2 separate regions of the Mus musculus genome follow, and region 2 is linked to region 1. A link is a loop called in an ENCODE intact Hi-C map of the cell type or tissue named here. Cell type or tissue: left cerebral cortex. All regions are shown on one strand. Links, peaks and the distances in the headings refer to the core of each region. The heading gives the core; the rest is flanking DNA. Region 1 has its middle 240 kb from the start of Gm41000. Region 2 overlaps Irx4 (Iroquois homeobox 4).

What was found. Peaks named below come from ENCODE experiments on the same cell type or tissue, not always from the same donor. Only the 100,000 strongest peaks of a DNase experiment are listed, where the experiment ranks them.
Region 2: it touches region 1 in a loop (7-fold over the local background); 4 of 42 quality-filtered maps call a loop at or near these places.

The regions. Positions count from the first base shown.
Region 1 is chr13:72,295,445-72,300,819 of GRCm38, reverse strand. No RefSeq gene overlaps it. Among named protein-coding and RNA genes, the nearest start is that of Gm41000, 240 kb to the left of the region's middle. In left cerebral cortex, for the core only: no CTCF peak of the experiment used is centred there; a DNase peak (open chromatin) is centred at 2,166.
Region 2 is chr13:73,266,375-73,271,749 of GRCm38, reverse strand. It overlaps Irx4 (Iroquois homeobox 4), which reads right to left. Exons shown (of 6, transcript NM_018885.2): 4 at 5,042-5,154; 5 at 3,918-4,246; 6 at 2,130-3,524. The coding sequence ends at 2,716. Among named protein-coding and RNA genes, the nearest start is that of Irx4, 8.6 kb to the right of the region's middle. In left cerebral cortex, for the core only: a CTCF peak has its summit at 2,895; no DNase peak of the experiment used is centred there.

The DNA.
Region 1 (5,375 bases), core at 211-5,210:
CACACAGAAGAACAATGTTCCTTTCCAACATTCTAAGATGTCCCTCTGTTCTCACAGGTTGAGCATTTCCTAATGAATACCAAAAGACTAGTAATGTCTCCTTTTGCCTATTAAATCTTTCAGCCTTCTTGCCTAATGGGGTAGAGGTGTGGTGAGCACAGGTTCACCTCTAAACCACTTCTAATAGTCCAACACTCCTCAAGTGTTGCAAAGGCTGTAAAGATGGAAGCCCTGTAAGAAGCCGCCTCTGTCCTGGATGAGAGGCAAAATTCTTTTCATTTCTGTGAGATGTAAGTGTTCTTAGATTCAGTCTATGGCACAGGTGGACCAGCAGTACCCCAGACCCCTCATCTGGCCTGACAAATTCCTGAGGAGGGTGGGTATATCTCAAGGTTCCCCTCTGATCAGTACCCCATGGGTTGATACACATCCACAGAGTGTTCCCTGCCATCTACAGTCATCACTTGGAAGGAAGGAAGGGAGGGAGGGAGGGAGGGAGGGAGGGAGGGAGGGAGGGAGAGAGAGAGAGAGAGAGAGAGAGAGAGAGAGAGAGAGAGAGAGAGAGAGAAAGGAAGGAAGGAAGAAAGAAGGGAAGGAAGGAAGGAATCGAGGGAGAGAAGGAGGGAGAGAGAGAGAGAGAGAGAGAGAGAGAGAAAGGAAGGAAGGAAGAAAGAAGGGAAGAAAGGAAGAAAGGAAGAAAGAAGGAAGGAATACAGGCAGACAGACAGACAGACATGTTCTGGCCTATTAATAGAAAGCCTGGAGGATATATTTATTTATTCTAATAGTCCAAGCATGCAGGCTCAGCCCCCTCCTGATGCAGACTGTGGATGAATATATACAGCTAATGGCATACTCCTGGCATGGGTGGGGCCAGCAGGCAGGGACTGGAAGAATGTGGCTGTCTGCCTTGCTGCCTGGCCTGGCCTGACCATCAGCACAGGGACACAGGCTGTCCGCCCACAAGGCTGCCTGCTGAGTAAGGGGTCAGTGCTGGGAGGCAAGGCCATGCCTCAGAACTCTCTGCTGGCTCCCCAGCTGCCGCTTCTTCCACTCAGGCAGCTGTTCCCAGCAGCTCCAAGAAGACAAATGTCTTTTAGCGTGCTTTTGATAAAATAAATCACCATCATTTGGATAAGGCACATTTTATTAGTGACAAAAACCCACTTGGTGAATTTCTTTCTCCATGTATATAAATATAGCAAGACGGGCTGTGAACAGCAAAGTTTGGAGGTGACTCCTCGGGTCCCATGCATTCACCCTTCTACCCCTCTACGTATTTTGATTTTTTTTCCCCCGAGAATGAGGGAAGAGTGACTTGCTTGTTTGTTTTGGAGGATCAGTATGGGTTCTTTTAAGGAAAGACAAAGAAAGAGGTCAGCAAATCATCGCTACAGAGGCCAGGAAAGCGGACCTCTCTCTTGAGTGAAGGCATTTTTGAACACACCCGAAGCAAAGCGTGGCTCCCTGGAGGAGATCTCTGTGGAGCTGCAAGGATGCTGCTCTAAGCCCAGGAGCTTCCTCCACTCTGGGCTTGCAGGTTCCTGGACCTGGTGCATATTTTATGAAATGATTAATGCCGGAAAGGAGCTCACATTTTTGCATTTCCATATTTAAGCATACATAATAAATCGGGAATTCTTACAAACAGATAAGACCGGTCTAATAGCATTACGGACAAATAACAACACAATCAGCTGGAAACAATACATTTAAGAGGAAGTGGAACAACGCCGGGAGGTCAGACAATATCTCCCACAACATTGGGAGAAGGCTGTCAATTGTTTGTATAACGTACGACGGCAAAGCCTCTTAGAACGTTGTTAAGTCTTTATTCAGTAATACATTATCATGCATATTTCATGGCAGGGATTACTAAGGCAGAATTGTGTGTCATTTTTGTTGTATGTCTTTATAATTACACCTTGAAGCCACCACTAGGTTTTTTTTTTTTTAAACTACATATTCATGAAAAGCGGACTTGTAATTTGATAAAGGGGAGCTTGTGTTCCCGTCTCCATTCAAACGGCATCATGAAGCAGAATAGAAGTAGGCATCTGTGTTCTCCGGCATTAATCTCCTCAAGCACATTCCGGCTGCTGTGATGTGCAGGAGGGAGATAAGTCCTGAACGGGCTGGAGCCGAGCGGGCCAGACAACTCTATTATTGGCTTCATAATTGCTTAATTAAACTTTTGTCAGTAATCATTATGGGGGCAATAGAGCTGTTAGACTGGCTTCTGTTAAGCAAAAATCAATAAACTGTTGGAGTTAATTTCGCTGTATTTTTTGTCCTGCAAATGAAATTCATTGCTCCCGGTTAGTGATCTGTGTGGCTGCCGCCCGGCTGATATGAACAGCCATCACCATTTGAATTGAGGGTATTCAGTAGCACATGAATATGAACAAATGGCAAACATAAATCTCTTGCATGAAGTACACCTCCTACCCCTTTATTATGGAACAATTGACCCATCTAAAATGAATTCTAATGCCAGGAAAGCGTTTAGATTTAAATTACACCATGGTCCTCTGGATCTGAAAGATGGCAGCATAAAAAAGATTAATATGCTAATTATTTTTCTCCTTATTTTTTTTCCTTCGACATCCATGGTGGGGTATTGTGAAGCGTGTAAATAAGATGACTGTTTTGTCAAGAAATGGCTCCGAGGCACACTATATCCCATTGCAATTTAATTTGTTTATTCAAAACCTCACTCCAGATTTTAACTGTGTTCGCAATAACACTTTATTTTTTTTCCGAGTAATGTTTTCCTTTCACAAAGAGTTCCTGGAAAAGTAAAGCATGTTTTTGTTTATTGAAATAGATTTAATGGTATTATGAATGATGATGCGCTTAACTGAGGCTGTATTTATAAATTCCTGTCAAACTTTTATTTTCTTCTCCTCTTCCCGGGCTGCTGGCATTGGTCCTGGCAGTGCCGTGTCTGTCTCTGTACTGGGCAGGGAGATAGAGGTGGTGCAGGGGCAGGTGGGCTTTCTAAGACACACTACTCACTCCCCACCCCCACAAGTTTTACACTAGGGTGCCCCACCTCTAAAATGAAAAATCAGCACAGAACAAAACGAAAGAAAACACGGAAAGCCCAGCCTCACTGGATGCCGCTGCCTGGTGTGTGGTTAGAACTGACATCAGCATTGTCCCTGGTCCATATAAAGGGTTTCCTCTCAGAAACAACTTCCAGAGAGAGCATCAATAAGCACTGTGAGCAGAGGCGGGGAAAGAGGTGGGATGAAGTGTCCAGGGCCACCAGGTCCTTTTGCCAGCATCTTGGCAGGCTTACTCCGGCATTCATCCTGCAGCTGGCTCACTACCGTTGGAGAGCGTGCAGGGTGGCTCCACCACACACGTGCCAAGGAATGCGGCAAAGTTATGAAAATGTCTATAGTGATCTCAGAGTGAGAGAAATGGCTGTGACATCCTTTTAGGTGCCACGGTGGCAGACCTGATCAGAGGAAAAAAAATTTCTCCGTCTTTGAAGATGGAAGAAAGAGAGACACTATTTTGAAGGGTTTGCTAGGTGTGTCTAAGAAACAGAAAGACAATAAAAACTGAGAATTTGATTTTAATATTTGTATAGCTTGAGGCGATTCTTGACCTTGTCATACCTTTTATATTCATTACCGACTTCACGCTTTTCCTTGTCTATGAAGAAGGATGAAGACCCACACAATTCCAATATCATCACAGTCACTAAATTAGGCTCATTTTCCGGCGTGAGCATGGCCAGTGTGTCTCATGCTTCCTGAATGCGGATTGCTTCTCTGAGATATCAGCATCTCCTACTACCACCTGCAAAGTGTTGGAGCACAAGGCATATCAGCTGCTCAATTAAGGCTGAGTAAACCAGTGGACTAACACCAGGCCAAACCATGGGCTGAGCCTAGAGCTTGGCTGACAGGCTCAGTCAGGCCTTAGATCCCTTCCAAGTTTTACTTTCTTTTGGTGCTTGCAAATTGGTTTTCCAAGATGACTACGGCCAAAACAGTGCAACCGAGAGTCCTGCTAGGAAGGAAAGACAGCTGCCCACCGCGCACGTGGACATTTATACTCTGCTCCGTTTCTTCTGAATGTGTTTTTCTTTGCCAGAAAAAATTTGAAGCTCTTCTCATTTTCATATCTAGATTCCGAGAATGTCTGATGTCGGAAGGGAAATATTTCTCGTGCAGTTAGCAAGATGGATACCATGATAAGAATTATTAATAATCCTGCAGTCTCCAGAATGGAGGGAGGGGCTGATCAATCCTGTTCTAATAAGAGTAGTGCCTAACATGATATTTAGTCCTACTAGACTTTCAGTCTTGAGTGCTCCAATAAGTCTCTTCATGGGAGAGAGCAGACCCCTAGGAAATGCTACTTTCGATCACATGTAGATTAGGAGATGTTCAGCCGTGCATACGGGGATTTTAATTTTCATTATTGCATTCATTATATGATTTAAGTGAGATTACAGAACAATATAGACAGTCTCTTGTGATTAAGTAACAGTATTTAAGCATGCTGGAAATCTTAGGGGTAATTCTTTTTTGTAAAGTTGCAACTCATGCATTTCAACATGCATTATGCATTGCATCTTAAAGCTGCATAAAGCTTGGATAAAGAGCTGACTTTCCTCTAAGAACACCTAGAAATACAAGGGATTAGGAAACTTTTGGCTGGGTTAAAAAGGGATATAGGTGGCAAGGCCGAGGAAAGCCACTGACAGTGTCCAACTTAAGCAGGCACATCCTGGCTATTCAGGCTACTGACTTTTTAAGAGTTCTGTGCCAGTGCTGATCGGAAGGAAAGGAGACTTCCACACACAAATGAGAAGCCTCTTCGCTTCTCCTGGAAGTCAATGGAAGTCTGTGTTCCCTGGAATCCTGAGCTCTTGTGGCCTGGCTAAAGTTGTACATGGAGGTGAGGTGCCCTGTGTATCTGCAGAGTGAGAAATAGCTCAATATTTGATGGTCCCGAATGTTCCCAAGCACGGGCACTTGCTAACTTCCCGCTGAGGTGCACTCTCTCTGTGTGCTGCACACCCTCGCACAGATGGGAGGGATTTAGGATGATCCCCATCCTGTTTTATGCCTGCACTGCCATAACAATTAGAGCCCTTGGGGCTGGCTTTGGAAGAGAGGCACACATCTCCCTTCCCTTAGGTGCCCACTGTGTTTCCAATCCGACTTTCTGACCTGTGTGCATATGGACCCACTTGGTATACGGAAAGTATTTCAGTTTGCAAAGGCTGGCCTGTGTTTATTAAGACTTCATCATGTTCTTGACAACATAAAACACTCCACTTTAGGGACCCTGCTCTTTCTTTGGTGTAAAAGTAGACACAGAGAAGGAGGTGGCGAGGAGAAGAGAAAGAG
Region 2 (5,375 bases), core at 197-5,196, 970 kb before region 1:
CTCCCCTAAGTAAGAGATGTCTTCGGGTGGGTGTTCCTTATGGCACGGCGTCCTGCAATGTGGCTGAGCGCCCCCCCCCCCAACCCTGATATCTTTATTCAGAGAGTAATGTAGTTCATTCAAATAAGTTCCTTTAGTAGCCAGAGTCATCAAGCTCTCAGGCTCTAGCAACTTGGTATTCGGACGTCCAGAGCTGGTGCAGGCACCAGAGACCATGCCCAGAGGTTTCAAGCTCAACAAGCTTAGGGGAACTCAGAAACCTCCTTCCTTTCCTCGGACTGCCTCAGAGGAGGGATCTTGGGGCCACTGCCGGTGTCTGGACGTGCGCACTGGCAAATGTGTCCGCAGCCAGGACACAGGCTTCGGTCCAAACTTGAGTTTCTGACCTTACCGTTCCTTATCTCACTCACCCCTCGCCTGAATTTGCGAAGCCTTATTTTTTTTTTTTTCTGTTTTCTTTTTCTTTCTTTTTCTCCTTCTGTAAATGCTTGGCTTTGTCTAGGGTTGTGTGGGGGCGCGCTTGGCGGCCGCATTAAAATTCCTCGCGCCCCAGCTTGGGCAGCAACGTGTCTCCCCTGAGACTCCACTTTCGCTATTACTGTCAAGTACCCTTGACTCTTTATTTTTGCCCTTTTATCTATTACAACTAATTCGAGTTCTTTTGCCCTTTTCAGCCTAAGACGTGGGCTTTCCGCAAAGCCTCCCCTGCCAGCGCTCTCTCAAAGCGCGGAGCCTTTAGAAATTGAGGGGTTTACTGTCAAAATGAAAATTTCACTTCAAATTATCTTGGCTGATGCTCGCTTGCTAGGCCGGGGGCTCCCGCCGCAGCCTTTTGACAGGCACATCAGCGGCAAGCTTCCGCGTCCCGATAATATCATCCAGGAGAGCGAAAGTCAATGCGGTGACAGCGCAGGGCTGGGACAATCCAATTACTGAGTGCTGGCCAGGGCAGGCCTGCGGCTTGGGGCAGTTGGCCACTCGGTGTGCAAGAGCCAAGGGCTGGAAACCAGGATTCAGGGTGAGGACCATCATTCAGGGGACCCCCTTAGTCCTAGGGGTCTGGTTTCAGCAAAGCTAAGTTTCTTTCCTTGGGGTCTGTAAACTGTCCCCAAATCTGGCCCTATAGACTCATTAGTGTGAGTTTTGATAGGCTGCAATCTAGTCCCGCCCCTAGGATTGCAGAGGACCTGGTGTCTATTAAATGTCTGGTATCTCTCGAAGGCTACTCTGGGAGATGAAAAGTGTATCTAGCGTACAGGGCTGGATTCTATGTGGCTATTAGAAGTCGTTCTAGTCCCTGGGCTCCCTTAATTTCAGAGCAGCTCGCCTTGGGTTCTCTGCTTTACAAGCCCCTCTGCTTGCCACTGCCATCTCCCTAGGAACAGTTTATGAAGCCCATAGAGGCCTGAACAGAAGCTCTCAGGTGAACAGAGAACAAGGCACAGATGCTGGGCAAGTGCCTCCTAGAGATGCAGGGAAGAAGAGCTGTGGAGGACCTTAGTGCAAAGTAGCCTACCTACCCTTGTGACTATGCTAGAGAGGTGTGAAGAATCAGGTTTGCCCTCCCAGGCTGCTTCTGGCCCAAGCCCTTATGCCCTTGCCCATGTCTTTTTAGCTCTGCCTCCCGTCTTCTGCTATTAAGATGTTCCCTCTGGAGTCTTTAGAACTTGAGTGATATAGAAGCTAAATTTGAAGCTACAGGGTTCAGCCTGCTTCTCTGGAAAGAGGGACAACGGGGTCAGGTAACATGACAGCTATTAAGAGCCTCTTGGCATCAGAGAATGATGCCCTCAGGGCAATGTCCCTTTCCCCCAGGGCAAAATCTCGGGGGACTTAGAAAGCCTAAACATTACTTTAATTCAGTCAAAGAAACCTTGTTTGTTCAAATTCTGGTGTCTGGCAGTGGGGAAGACTTTAAAGTTTGGGGTTTCACATCTACTTATTATGAGGTCAGAAGAGTGTCCCTCTTGTGCCTTTAGCATCTCAAAAATGGTTTGCTTAGACTTGGATGGGCAATTACTTTATGGGGGTGGAGTGTGGGTCAGCCCGCCTATTCTTTCTTCCCCTGGGGGTCAGCGTCACTGCTTCCAAGAACACCTGTAGAGCCAGCCCCAGCTGTGAAATGTGTTCCTTCCGCAATGCAAACACGAAAATTTATTAGTTTTGTTATATTAGCCTCCCTCTGAAACAGGCAATTACTGGTGTGAATATACATTTTAGAAAACATAATTTTGTCGAGTCAAGAGTGTGCAACAGTGTAAACTCGGTGGAAGTGTTGGCGGTGAGCTCTACGTGCTGAGGATGAAGTCCGAAGAAAAACGGGCTGAAGACTCTTCGCACGAACACCGGCATGCCTCAAACCCAGAAGGAGACAGCGACACAAAACAAGCCTCAGTACCCAAATGCCTTCTCCATGTAAACTTTGGACGTAAACTTTATGCTTCAGGGGGCCTCCCATCGGCTGTGCTCTCCGGTCTTCTCATCTTCCTGGAGTTAAGGGATGGCTCAGGTGGACGCAACATCAGGTAAAACCTGGTGATAGAACGCGAGGAGTTCCTCCATAGCCCTGGAGGTTGAGTTCAAATCCTCTGTCTCAAGTGGGTTGGCAATCTTGGCTTGGAAATTCCCCCTTCTTTTGGAAACCCATTTAAAGCAGTTCAGAGTCAGCGCCTGCAGCCTGAGCGCCAGTTCCCTTCTCCACTGTGCAGGTGGGTGTTAAGTGCAGAAGGGTTTGCCACCGGCCTTGGGCGTAGCCAGCAGCTCCCGGGAGGCCCCTGCAGGTGGGACGTCTTGGGGCACCGTGGGCGGGAAGGAGCAAGCAAGGGGCGTCGTCAGTACGTTAGTACCCGCCCCCAGATTGCGTCCTAGAGGGCCGGGATCCAGAAGTGCGCCCTTAGCGGTGGCCCAGGCCTGGTTCAAAGTGCTGTGTCTAAGGATGGGATCGTGAAATACCCCATCCACCCAGTTTCTGAGGCTAGTTACTGGGGAGTCCTGGTGCCTATCCAGAGCCCCAGAAGGGGCCGTGACTGCAGGTGAGGACGCTGGCGTCGTCGCAGATACACCCGTTGGACCTTGGCGTTTCAGCATGCAGGAGGGAAACTCAGTCTGGCTCAGAGCTGTGGCTGCAGCAGCGGTGGCTGTGTGTGCCAAGGACCAGATGCGGGGCTTGGTCTCCAGGTTCGGCGGCGCTCCCGCCTGAGCAAAGGTCAGTTTGGCTTCGCAAGCAGGTGGGCCGCCCTCGGCGCCAGAGTCAGGAACGACCACTGTGCTCCGGAGGCAGTTCCTTGCCCTCTCCAGATCCCCATCCATAACAGCTCCACCAGCGGTGCCCAGGGGCATCCGGAGTGTGGTGGAGGCCTCCTTGCCTGTGCCGGGACCATCAGATGAAGCAGGAATCCTCTCTGGTCCACTATCCAGGGACTGGAAGGGCGTCTTCAGCTCACATTCTGAGGTCTCTGCATCTAGAGGGTCGAAGTCTTCCAAGTCACTGAGTTCTAGCTCCTTGTCGTCTTTGCCAGCATGACCTGTCAGGCCAGAGAGCATGCGGCCAGTGGAAGGAGACAGGATGGCATAAGCAGCTTTCTTTTATTCTAAGACCAGAGTTAATGGAAACTCATTCCCAACTAGTCAATAGCCCAGACCTTTCTGTTTTTCTCCTCCCATCTCCAGAGGGCCTCAAGTCTTGAACTAGGAACACCAGCCTGGCAGATCTGCATTCAAATTAATGGCGTTTGCAATGCTTTTTAACTTGGATGTCTTTAAGCCTGTCTACATGGTACCACCTCAATCTCCTCTCCCCAGGCACAAGATCTGACTGTAAACCAGTCCACCAGTCTGCTACCCAGGCCCTAAGGCTTTCCATTTGCCACCCAACGGCTTCCAGAGACACCCCATACTTTTCAGGATATCCAACCCACCTTCGCTCTTGGCACTCTTGAGAGGCTCCTCCCGTGACTCCTCCTCTCCAGCCTCCTCCTCCTCCCCCTCCCCATAGGGGCGCTTCTCATCTGCACATTTATTTCTAGGTGGCCAGGTCATCTTGTTCTCCTTCTTGAGGCGCCGACGTGCGTTGGCAAACCAGGTGGAAACCTGTGTGAGGGTCATCTTGGTGATGATGGCCAGCATGATCTTCTCTCCTTTGGTGGGGTACGGGTTCTTCCGGTGCTCCTGCAGCCAGGCCTTCAGTGTGCTGGTGGTCTCCCGGGTGGCATTCTTGCGCCGCGTGCCGCTGTCCACGGTCCCGTACCTGGAGACAGGCTCTGCAATGGGGTGCCAGTCGGGGCCGGGGAGATCACGCGAGCGGGCAGGCGAGGCGGGGGGGGGGGCGTTGGGGGAAGCGGGCATAGGAACAGGCTGTGCCTCCCTGGGGTGGGTTGTGGTTATGGGCATTGCCTTGCCTTTTGTGGGCCAAGATGATGCCATTAAAATGACAGCGAGTATGTCATGGCCTGTCTGTCACTCTGTAGGGACATTTCTCTGATCCTTTATGGTTTTCCCTCTTACCACTTTGAGCCGTAAAACAGAAAAAGGTATCAGGGATCTATGAACCAGCAACCCGTGAACCTGTGCCTAGAGCAACTGGGGAGCAAGGTCCAGGAGTTTTTAGTTGAACTGGTAATGGTTCCATAGGAAGATGGGGTGGTGAGCTGAGCTGTCCCCAGCATGGGTGATGAAGGCCAAGGGACTTCCTCCTTAATTCCCACCGTAAGGCTGGTGGACCTGGCTTGGACACCCAACTGAGCTGAGGGTCTTGGGGTGCAGGAAGCTGTCCTGGGCCCTTCAAGGAGGCAGCCTAGTGGACTGAACTTTCTAGAATCAATTTGCTTGAAAATCACAGCAACGAGAGAATTTCTACATTCACAACAACATAGGTGTGTGTGTAAGGGTAGGATAGAACACCTGCTTGAGGGAATTGTCCCCTCTTCTGGTCCTTCCACACCTCCCAGTCCCCCCCCCCCCCAGAAGGCGATCTGGAGGTGGTGATGGAGTGGTTGGCAGCTGGACTGTAGTGGTAGTCAGCGAGGGAGGTCGAATTCCTCACCTGTCATATGGGTACTGGCTCAGAGCTGGCTCATACGGGTAGTAGGCTGCAGCTGCAGTGGGTGGTAGGCCGGCGTGTGAAGATCCTGTGCCATCCTTGGACTCGAAGCTGTTCTGTAAAAGCCACCACAGCTTTTGTAGACCCAGCTAGAAACACTACCCAATGAGCTATCTTAGGGTAGCTTAGACTCCTAGGGGAGTCTTCTCAAATTTTGCCCACAAACTGCAACACATGTCCTGGACTCACACAACGCTCAGTTTCCCAAAAGTGGGGACCTGAAGAGGGTGGGCAATGGGGTGCCTACAGGGAAATGGGGTGCCTGTAGATCAGGGGG